Regions from separate parts of the Homo sapiens genome. Here region 1 is linked to region 2. The links are chromatin contacts, found by Hi-C or POLR2A ChIA-PET in ENCODE. All regions are on one chromosome and are shown on one strand. The core of a region is the stretch at or near the end of the contact, and the rest is flanking DNA. Distances in the headings are between cores, read along the strand shown.

What was found. A loop is a pair of places that touch in the nucleus more often than their neighbours do. ChIA-PET counts read pairs that join two places held with the same protein, here RNA polymerase II (POLR2A). Pooled maps may share reads with other maps.
Region 1: a loop to region 2 is called in a pooled map, with 4 times the contacts of the local background. The contact joins the enhancer-like site here to the promoter of PARP11 in region 2. A Hi-C loop is called at or near these places in 1 of 37 single-sample maps with no recorded cell type and 3 of 50 pooled maps. POLR2A ChIA-PET finds 5 or more read pairs at or near these places in 1 of 52 experiments (MCF 10A).

Annotation. Positions count from the first base shown.
Region 1 is chr12:6,321,730-6,327,702 of GRCh38, forward strand. It overlaps PLEKHG6 (pleckstrin homology and RhoGEF domain containing G6), which reads left to right. Exons shown (of 16, transcript NM_001384598.1): 14 at 4,699-4,844; 15 at 5,525-5,973. Among named protein-coding and RNA genes, the nearest start is that of PLEKHG6, 14 kb to the left of the region's middle. RefSeq lists enhancers at 1,203-1,744, 1,633-1,702, 1,753-1,842, 2,286-2,827, 2,828-3,367. Within about 2 kb of position 1,707, at least 30 of the 41 ENCODE cell types and tissues checked have a DNase peak (open chromatin) inside an H3K27ac peak, as active enhancers do.
Region 2 is chr12:3,869,732-3,875,470 of GRCh38, forward strand. It overlaps PARP11 (poly(ADP-ribose) polymerase family member 11), which reads right to left and starts at 3,668. Exons shown (of 8, transcript NM_020367.6): 1 at 3,481-3,668. The coding sequence starts at 3,498. PARP11-AS1 (PARP11 antisense RNA 1) reads left to right here and starts at 441. Exons shown (of 2, transcript NR_183432.1): 1 at 441-2,225. RefSeq lists a silencer at 3,336-3,445 and enhancers at 4,117-4,637, 4,638-5,157.

The DNA of each region.
Region 1 (5,973 bases), core at 457-2,956, 2.5 Mb after region 2:
GGCAGGAGAATGGCGTGAACCCGGGAGGCGGAGCTTGCAGTGAGCCGAGATCGCGCCACTGCACTCCAGCCTGGGCGACAGAGCGAGACTCTGTCTTAAAAAAAAAAAAAAAAGAAGAGGGAAGAGAAGGGGGAGCCTTAGGGATACTTTGGTTAAAGTCTATACTGAATTCAGAAAAATCCAGGTTCAGACACCGGTCCTACCAGGTCCTAGCCATGTGACCTTGGGTAAGTTATATGACCTCCCTCAACTTCAATTTCGTCATCTGCAAAACAGATATACACAATGACTACCTGCTTCCTAGGGAGATTCAAAGCTGTCATTCGGCTTAGGCACACAGCCTGGGGCCAGCACTGGGCACAGGCTCAGGAACTCCAGATACCCAGCGGCAAAGAGCACAGTTGGCCTCCCGAAGCTTCAGTTTGGAACACTGCATTGGCAATGGGACCCCAGACAGAAATGCAGTCATTAGAAAGGGAAAGGGAAATGTGTTTGTTTAGTTATTGCTTCCTCAGTGAGGTGGCTTTACTGTAGGAATATTTAAACAGCAGCGCTTTGAAATTGAGGCAGCCAAGATATAACCTAGTGGAGATATCTTAGGGGCTTTGGGAACAAAAGAAACAGAAACAAAGACCTGGAATTCAAGTGAAAGAGGAGGACAAAAAACACACCCCAAGGGGAGGCAGGTGGGTTTTGTGATGACAGTGGTCTCCCATCTGCCCTGTCCCCTGCTTCCGGCTCGGTTCACTGTCCCCTCTGCATGGCAGGGACTTCTCTCCACCACTTCCACCTAAGCCTAAACACACTTTCCACTAGGCTGGACTGACTGGCAAGTGACATCATTCTGGTGGTTAATCAAATTTTCTTGGCCAGGCGTAGTGGCTCACCTCCTCTAATCCCAGCACTTTGAGAGGCTGAGGCAGGCAGATGGCTTGAGACCAGAAGTTCAAGACCCAGCCTGGCCAACATGGCAAAACCCCATCTTTACAAAAAATACAAAAATTAGCTGGGCCTGGTGGCGCATGCCTGTAGTCCCAGCTACTCGGGAGGCTGAGGTGGGAGGATCACTTGAACCCGGGAGATAGAGCCTGCGGTGAGCTATGTTCCCACCACTGCACTACAACCCAGACAACAGGGTGAGACCTTGTCTAAAAAAAAAAAAAGTTAAATAAAACATTTTCCTGAAGGCTAGAGGCTCAAGGGGGAGCCCAGGGACAAAAGCGCAAGCTAGTGGCATCGGTGTCCCTAGAGCCCCAACTCCCCAGGATAGCCAGTGGGGCTGGCAGTGAATGGCAGGCTGCCTTTTTTCCTTCGGAACTGCCACCTCCACCTTCAGAACTTTCTCCTCTTTTTTTTGGTTTTTAGTCACAGAACAACAGCCAGACTCTCACCTTCTCCCTTTCAGAATCCCAAGAGCTACTGAAAATTACGGGTATTTTACTATGCAAAACAACTCAGTCCCCTGGTAGTCTCACTCCAGGCTAACAGGAAAGATCTGTCAAGATCTATAACCAAGATATGCACCAAGGCTCCCTGGCCTTCCTTAGCAAAACAAAGAAAACTGAAACTTTGAAATGACTTTTCCTGCTATTGTCTCACACCAGATTATTAGGGAATCCTCTCTAGAGCCATCAGTCTTTATACACTGAAGAGGGCAGTAGAAACTCTGTTGGTCCCTTTCATAGAGCAATCCCCAGGGGGCAGACTATTGTTTTCTCACCCTGGCAGAAACGTTGACTTGCAGATTTATTCCTAGCGGGTCTAGCTGTGATGACTCACACTTTTAGAGAAAGTAAGCTTCTCCAGGGAGAAGAGACTGAATCTTGGGGAATGCCCAGGGACTGAGAAGAGGAAAAGGAACAGAGACAGGAACAGAAAGAGCCGTCAGAGATGGCGACCAAGAAATTAAAGCAGGGAGACTGAAGGAGGCAGCCGAGGCTAAGAGCCAGGGTCTGAAGGAGAGGCCCGAGCAGCTGTCAGGGAGTTACTTCACCTCTTGGGGAGTTGCAGTGCACGCAGGACAGACAGTCCGCAAGTGGCCAGGCACAAGGCCCAGCACTGTATGGGCACTCCATAAATGTTTGCCGTTGTCATCATTAGAAGAAAGGGGTGGTCTTTGGGGCCTGGGTAGGGCCTGCTGCTGACTGGGGAAACGCATCCGCATCTGTTGCTCAGGAAGTCAGTGGGCACGTTTCAGAGTTCGGTTTTAGTCCGGCACTGGGGAGTTCTGGGAGGAGAGTGGGTGAATCTAGGAGCCACCCCAGAGACAGCAGGGAAAGGAGGCATTTCCTCTCCATGGGTACAAAGGAAGAAGAATCCTGCTAGGGGCCCTCCCTTCCTCTTCTCAGTTTTGTAGGGGGGTCACATTCTGGCTTAAGCGCCAATTTCCTTTTCCTTTCCCGTCCCCTCTGCCCCCATGTGTCTCTCCTCTTAACCAAGCCGAGAAAATTCTCCCAGGGTTGCTGGAGAGGCTTTGGGCTCGCTGGGAGGCACCTCCAAGAGCCCCATCCCGCCCATTCCCCCGACCCCCTACCCCGTACTCGGGGCTCCCCCTCGCCCCCCTCCCCCCCCCGCCGCCTCCTCCAGCCTCTTCCTGGGGTCGGGCAAGGGGCAAGTTTAGCAGAGATGATGGCATTGAACGTCCCTTACAGAAACCCTGCTTCCTTCCAGTTCTTCTTTCCCGTAACATCCCTTCCTTGGCACCCGAAACACAAACCTGAATTTGGGTCCTGTGGGGCAAAAGGGCACCCCAGCAGGACAAGCAGATCGGCCCAGCGCCTCCACCCTCTCTTTTCTCACTTCTTCCCTCCCTTCACATGGAGTTGGGAGATGAGGCCTGGGAAAGAGGGAGTCCTGCCCCAGGTCCCGGCCCTGGCAGGTTTCCTACCCCCAGGTACCCTCCCCTGCTCCGGCCAACAGACCACATCTTATGAGAATGCTGTCAGCCTTGGGAATAAGTGACTGGAGAGCCAGAAAAAGCAGAATGGGAACTATAAGCCTGGTGTCATTTTCCTATCCCTGTTCATCCATTTCGTCTCTTGTCCTGACCCAGCTGCTCCCCGGGTTTCTTGAGAGGCTTTGGGAAAGTCCAGGTGCCCAGGAGTTGCTGGCTCATATACTTCAAGCTGGGGAGATAGTGGAAATATTTAACAATTAGTATAGCATGGGCATCAACCAATCAGAAAGGAGCGCTGCACTAGAGGTCCTCTGCTGTGCCAGAGGTTATCTCCCTTAGTTGCTAGATCATGGGGATGGGGGAAGTGGTTGAGGCCCAGGCAGCAGCCATTCCCTTACCAGCATGGAAGACTTCAATATTTTAACAAGGATATGGCCATACCAGCAAGTCCTGATATCAGTGCTGCCCACAGCAGCCACCAGTACCTCCCTTTTGCCAAGGCTTGCCTCCGCCTCCAACCTCAGCTCTGCCACCTTCTCTTCCCTCTCCCTCCCCCTCCCCCTCCCCAAGCCAACAACCGACCTTCTGTAACTCTTTACCCTTCAAGGCTGTCCTTGAAAGTGTTGCAGTGACTGAACTAGGACTCAAAGAGCAAGGCCCTGTCCCAGCTCTGCTTCTCCATACCTGTGGCACCTTGAGCAAGTCACTTCACCTCTCTAGGTCTAGGTTTCTTGTCTGTAAAATGGGCTAACATTCATGTTCTCCACACCACAGGGCAATGATGTGTATCAAATGACCACATGTGCAAAAGTGCTTTGAAAATTTTTTCTCAGGTGGCGCTATTTCCTTTTGATGGTACCTGTATGAAATCGCTGAGGGAGGGAGAAGGCAGATAATATAATGCGTCCTCTCCTCAGCCTTCTAGGAACTTTCCTCCCTCTGAAGGACAGCAGAGTCCTCAGCCTGGGACAAAGCCCACCTCTGCCCACGTTCTGCCCTCCTGCTCCTCCCAGCTTCAGGGCAGAGGCCCAGGTGGTAGGAGAGGGATGCTCTTGAAGGAGCAACCAGTACCAATTCAGAACACTTATTCTACCATCACCACCAACCAGGGAGGGCTTCCTGAAGGAGGGGGAAGACCTGATAACAGGTCTGCCAATGGGACATGAGAAGCAGGAAGACCTGTACAGGTAGGAAAAGGGCCATTCTGTTCACCCCACTCACCCCCAACACTAGCTCCAGAGTTTGGTGCCACCAAATCCCGGCACCACCCCACTTTCTTATGGTAAGAAGTACCCCCTCAGACAGTTACTTAACCTTAGAGTCTCCATGTCTCAGTAGTAAGGTGGGGTAAAAATATCTGGTTCATGGGGTTTTTGTAAAGATTAAATAAGGTAATGTAGGCCGGGCACGGTGGCTTACACGTCTAATTCCAGCACTTTGGGAGGCCAAGGGGGGTGGATCACAAGGTCAGGAGTTTGAGACCAGCCTGGCCAAGATGGTGAAACCCCATCTCTACTAAAAATACAAAAATTAGCCGGGCACGTTGGCGGGCGCCTGTAATCCCAGCTACTAAGGAGGCTGAGGCAGGAGAATCGCTTGAACCCAGGAGGTGGAGGTTGCAGTGAGCCAAGATTGTGGCACTGCACTCTAGTCTGGGTGACAGAGCAAGACTCAGTCTCAAAAAATAATAATAATAATAAAATAAAATAAGGTAATATATGTAACGCACTTAGCAGGGTGCCTGGCAAACAGCAAGTGCTCAATAAATGAGAGCTCTTAATAACGAAAGTGTCCTGTCCCAGGCCGCCCTACAGAAGCTGAAGGCAGAGGAGTATGTTCAACAGAAGAGGGAGCTCCTGACCCTCTATCGGGACCAGGACAGGGAGTCCCCCAGCACCAGGCCCTCCACGCCTTCCCTGGAGGGCTCTCAGAGCAGCGCAGAGGGGAGGTAAGGCTCACACGGACTACAAGGTCTCCCCGAGCAGGAGGAGGGAGCCATAAGGCTGAGAAATGGCATTACTGCACATTTTTGGTGGAATTGGGAATAGATAGAGGAACGCAGGCGTAGGGCAGGGTAGGGAAGCTCGGTACCAGCTGTGTTGGGTCGGAAGGTTGGTACCAGCCGTGTTGGGTTGGAGGTGGGGGATAGGGCACAGACAGCCTACAGAGTTAGCCTGCCTAGAGTCACACAGGAGCACTGTGAGAGGAGCAAGCTCGAGAGTGAAGGTAGGTGTGGATCTGCAGAATATTAGAGCTGCCAAATCCCCGGGGAGTGTGAGGTTCGTCTAGGATAGCACCACTGCTTGGCAGCAGCTTAAGGAGAAAAGAAGAATCGATCATTGAGGATAATATCAGGTAAGTTCAGGAACCACTCAGCAAAAACCTGACTACCCACTCGATACAAGATCCTGGACCAGATGCTATGGATAAAACAGTATAGAGGCAGCCCGTACTCTCTTAGGAGCTTAAAATCTAGCCAGCCAGATGAGAAAAACAATCACAGTGCGATGGAAAGATGATACCAAAATAAGTTTGGAGGAGGGGCCATTTCTGGATGTAGTGATCAAGGGAAACTCCCTGGACTTGAACTTGACCCCTACGCATCTGACTCTTTGCCATTAACTGTAGGACTCCTGAGTTCTCGACCATTATCCCCCACCTGGTGGTGACAGAAGACACAGATGAAGATGCTCCCCTTGTGCCAGATGATACCTCAGACTCTGGCTACGGCACTTTGATCCCAGGCACCCCCACGGGGTCCCGCTCCCCACTGAGCCGTCTACGCCAAAGAGCCCTTCGGCGGGACCCTCGCCTCACCTTCTCCACCCTGGAACTCCGGGACATCCCTCTGCGTCCCCACCCTCCCGACCCCCAAGCTCCTCAACGCCGAAGCGCCCCCGAACTGCCGGAAGGAATCCTAAAAGGAGGCAGTCTTCCCCAGGAAGACCCACCAACCTGGTCTGAGGAAGAAGATGGGGCCTCCGAGCGAGGGAATGTGGTGGTGGAAACACTCCACAGGGCCCGGCTTCGGGGCCAGCTTCCCTCCTCCCCAACCCATGCTGACTCTGCCGGGGAAA
Region 2 (5,739 bases), core at 2,418-4,917:
TTCATATCTTTTTATCACAATTTAAATTAAATGTATTTGCATAATTATTTGTTTAATATCTGCCTGCCTGCACCAGACTGCAAACCCATAAAGGCTGGAGCCTAGTCTGTTCTGTTCACCACTGTAAACCCTGGGACTTCGCACTAACTAGCTTATAACAGGTGCTCAATAAATAAGTGAGTGACATTACATGTTATTATATGACCAGCAGGCAGGTAGAGTATATGCAGTGTGGATATGCTGGACAAAGGGATGATTCGTGGCCCCAGGCAGGATGGAGCACAATGGCATGAGATTTTATCACACTACACAGTACAGTATGCAACTTAAAAGTTATTAATTGTTCATTTCTGGAATTTTCCATTTCATATTTTCAGACCGCAGCTGACTTCTGGTAAGTGAAATTGTGGTAAGTGAAACCAGGAAAGCGAAACTAAAATAAACTAACAAATTACTAGAGAAACCCACACGTAGAATGTTGATTTTTAAAACCAAATTGCGCTTACTGATATCATTCATATGCTTATAGGAAGAAAAACTATTAGTAGTAATAAAATACAGTAGCAGTAAGACAAATATGTCTTATTTGGGTGGCAAAAGAAGAATGTGAGATGATCTGTGGAGGATTCCCCACTTTTAACAAAAGTCAGCCTGCTCTGCTGAAATTAGCAAAATCACACAGGTGATTTCAAAGAAAACCCATTGCTTACAAAGAAATGAGATAATGATATAACAAATCAAGTATATAAGACATTCATTAATGCCTTTATAATTCTCACAAACACACAAATAATCCAACAGCAAATTCTGATGTATGTGTGACGCAGGAGGGAAAATTCATAGTAGGAGCAAAGAATTATCTTTAGTCCTTGCTGGTACAACCACCATCATGAATTCAACAAATATTTATTGAGTGCCTACTATGTGTCAGGTTCTGTTCTCTAGTTGAAGATACTATAGGAAAAATAACAGAGAAAAACCCCTGTCCTTGTGGATCTTACAATATAGTGAAAGATTTAAAACCTTGAGTAAGACATATACTTGGGTGGCTAAAGGGTTTGTTATGGAAAAATTAAGAAGGACTGATAACAAAAAGGGAATAATAGCTACATAAAGATATAAATACAAAATGAAGGTTGTTGATGACAGATAGTGAAACTGAATATATAAGCAGAGAGCACATTCTCATTATTCTAAATTATTTTTGCTAAAATCAAATACAAGTAATTACTTTCCTCTAATGCAGCTTGAAGAGAGTATTATACGTATGAATCGAAAATACTAAGATGATGACTATTGTTATATGATGCACAAGAAGGAACCATAATGTGCAACTACCAAATCCAGACCAACAGACTAGTTTCTACTGGATAAAAACTTAACTTAAAAACATAGGGAAATGTACTGATAAACTTTCTAACTTATCTGGAAATATATTCCAGAAATGAGAGGGGAAGAATACTGATTATAGGAAATTATTGCAAATATGGAAATTAGGGGTTATTAAAGTAAATTTATGCAGTTATCTCAGCATAGGAGTAGTTTCTTATGTTTCATACACAATTATGCATTGCATAAAAGCTTTCAGTCAACCATGGATCGCATATACAAGTGGTCCCAAAGATTGTTAACACTTTATTTTACTGTATCTTTTCTATGTTTAGATACATAAATACTTTCCATTGTGTTACGAATGCCTACAGTATTCAGTACAATACTATGCTGTACAGATTTCTAGGTTAAGAGCAATAGGCTATTCCATATAGCCTTAGGTGTGTAGCAGGCTTATGAAAGTACACTCTATGACGTTGGCACAATGAAAAAAATCACCCAGCAATGAACTTCTCAGAACATATCCCCATTGTTAGGAGGCGCACGACTGTATTTAGTCCAACAACTTGCTGAAATGTGATTCTACCATTTTTCCAGTCAACTCCTAAGTTTTAAATACCATACATCTGCCACCTTACCAGGCAGTTTCAACCATAACAACAGAAGAATACTCTTGGCAAATAGATCCCACTCTCTGAGGGTTGTGTTGGGGCTCAGAAAATACTACCCCGAAGTATGACACTTTGGCATGCTGAATACTTTGAACTAAAAGAGATTGGAAGGCCTCAGAAGCAGCCTCGGAAGCAGTCTCTCCCTCTGATCTCCTGCCCTTCTGTCTCCTGCCCATCTTTCGTCCCAGAAGTGAGTCACAGAAACCAGAATTCTTCCCCAAGGTGAGTGATAGAAACTAGGATCCCTCTCCTACAAAGCAAGCCATAAAAACTGGAACTATTAAGCTTTCCCTGCCATTGTCTATAGGAACTGGCCATAAAGAAATTCTCTAATCTACCTTGCCTGATAGTAGGTCGCTAAGACCCTCATTCCAGAAGGGACCTTCCTCCTCCGTAGGAGGAAGAAATGATACACAGAGAGGCCAAGAAGAATCTGAACAAACAGACCTTGCTGGGCTTCCTTCCTCAGTTTATTAACATTAGAGTATATCCTTTGTCCAGTCACATTTTTACACAGTTGTCTATTCTTCATGGGTCCTACGCATAAAAATAGAGATCTCCCTGGTCTCTGAAGTGCCTGGTGGTGTAAAACTTTGATTAGATTTGCTCTGCTTTTACCTTGTTAACCTATCTTCTGTTTTAAGGAGTGGTGGCTGTGATCCTTACAATGGGTGGTGAGGAAAGGTACTAAAGTTTTCGGCCCCTACGTTGCACTTTAAATAAATAAATGTATAAAAGCAAAGTAGACAAAGACACATGAAGTCATAATGAAAATACCAGAGTCAGCCAAGGAAGAAGGCAGACTTGCAGTTGAAATGCTCCAGATCACTTTGTCCACCGAACGAAAACATCTAAGAACATACAGTCCATACTCCAAGTTTTAAACGACTGTCCACCAAGAAGGGAAAAGGAGAACTGATGGCTCCTCTTAGGCCCATTCAAGACAAGGGGGTCCCAATTCCCTTGCTTTAGACTGGTGGGACTGGCAGGTAAACCTGAGGCAAATGACTGACTACAGGTTCCAAGGCCAGTTACTCCAATTAGAAAGCAAAACACAAAGTTTCAAAAAACAGTGAAGGCAGTCGGGAGGCTGAGGCACGACAATCGCTTTAACCCGGGAGACGGAGGTTGCGGTGGGCCGAGATCACGCCACTGCACTCCAGCCTGGACAACAGTGCGAGACTCCGTCTCAAAAACAACAACAACAACAAATGGTGAAGGGATGAGGCTGAAACATCACGGGAAGTAAAATAAATAATTGTAACAAGAAAACAATAAAGCATTGGAGAATCCACCCAGGCACTTCCACTGCTTAAAAAGGTACAGACTACAGAAGCCAAAAGGCCCGGGAACTCCGGTCCCGGAACTCAACACCCAGACTGAAGCGAGCGCGGGGAAGCAGTTCCGGTGACCCCCTCCCGCCCCTCTCTCATCAACCCCGCCCCCTGGGCCCGCCCCGTCCCGCCCGGCTACTCACTGGATTCGCTTCCCACATAACGGTGACAAAATCGAGCGGAGAGAGCCTGTGGGAAGGGGCTAGCCGCGGGGCCTGGGTGTTGGATTTTTTTTTTTCCCGCGGGTCCCCGGGAGCGAAGGGACGGAGATGCAACCTTTACGAAGGCCTTCCTCCTCCCCCTCCCTGTCACAAGCCAGCGTTTACAGACCACCCAACCTCCCGACTTCCGCCCGACGTTGGCCAGTCAGATCTGTCTCCGCCCCACTCCTACAAGCTCGCCCCGCCCCTGCACGCTTATCCATACGCGCGCGGGCGGTCGTCCTGGGCGGGGCTTGCGAGTCTGTGTCTGACGAAGGAGTTTAAAGGGTTTCTGGTCCAACTGTATCACCCAGTGATCTTAAAGCCACGGCTGGCTGTATTTCTTTCCTATGAAACAAATTTTTATTGATCACCGTGTAACGACCAAGAGTCACACAGGCCTGGCAATGGCATTTGGGAGAAACTTCATAATCTTTCAATATCTTCATCCTCAAAATGGAGATGGTAGTAATATCTCCCTATGAGTGAGATTATTGAAAGCATTTAGCACAGTATTTGGCACACAGAGTTCAATAAGTGACGGTTATTTGCTCACAAGGGAACCTTTACATACTATCCCTGCCCTCAAGATTTTATAATCTAGAAAAGAAAGCAAAAAGTAGTTTAGAAAAGTTAAAAAGTGCAATATGATTTATAGGTAATATGGTGAATAGAGAGTGCTATGCGAGCATATTTACCTAGAGTAGAGTGTCAGGAAAGCTCCCTCAAGATGTTTAAAACCATGAGGATGTATTCCTACTGATGTAAAGAGAGCTAACAGAGTGAAATAATCTTCCATGCAACAAAGGATCTACCCCATAGGAAATGAAAATTAAACAGCTCATTATAGATCCTTCTGGACTTTTCTATGCCTCTACACATTGAAAAAAATGTAATCAAAGAATACCTATAGATTTAGAACCTGATTTTTTTTTCACTTTAAAGATTATGTGGCTATCCTTCCATTCCATTAAGTTTAAATCTGTTTCATCATTTTATTTATTTATTTAGGCAGAACCTCGCTCTGTCGCCCAGGCTGGAGCGCAGTGGCGCCATTTTGGCTCACTGCAACCTCCGCCTCCCGAGTTCAAGCGATTCCCGTGCCTCAGGCTCCTGAGTAGCTGGGATTACAGATGTGCGCCACCACGTCCCGCGAATTTTTGTATTTTTAGTAGAGACAGGTTTTCGCCATGTTGGCCAGGCCAGTCTCGAACTCCTGACCCCAGGTGATCCACCTGCCTTGGCCTCCCAAAGTGCTGGGATTACAGGTGTGAGCCATCTTGCACCCGGCCATATTTTAAAGTAGACTCATGGCATTCCATAACTTATGCGTATACTACGTACACACAAATAGACACACACATTTGAAATAATCTACTGAATAGACGTTTGAGTGGTTTTCTATTTTTCACTATCCCAAAAAAATCCTTCAACAGGCATTTCTTCACATTTGTCCATTTACTTCTTGGAATTAATTCCTGGAAATAAAATAGTTTACTAAGAGATTATTTTTGCCAAATGGTTGACCAGTTGCCCCCATGTCATTTAGTGAATATTCTTTCCTCACTACTTTGAAGTGCCACTGTTAATTACAACCTAAATTTGCATATACATATACATAGGTATACATACACGTATATATCTGTTTCTGAACATTCTCCTCTATTAATTATCTGCTTATTCCTAAAATATGCCACAGTTATAATCATTACATATTTAATATATTTGCCTTTTCATAAAGGAACCTCTCCTAATTCTCTTCTTTTTCAAAATTTTCAATATCATGGGTCTTTCCATTCAGAAATACTTGTTTTCTGTATCTTTAGATGCATTAACAATTTTTTTTCAGATCTGCATCAGCATCTGTAAAAAAAAAAAAAAAATCACATAGGTTTGCATAATCCTTGGGAAGTTTGTTCCTAGATATTTTATAGTTTTTTTGTAAGTGAGATATTTCTTATTGCTGTAATTTAGGAAAGCTATTGACTTTTGTTTATTTACCTTGTATCCTACCACACTATGAAAAAATGTCTTGTTAGTTCTAATAGCTTGACAGCTCATCTCTATGAATTTGTACACAGACAATCATTATCACCTGCAAATAATGCGTTTCTTTCTTCCTATTGCATTGGTCAAAACATCAGAAAAATGTTTAAGACTACAGGACAAGATAATGGATATCCAGCTTTAATGCAGTAAGGC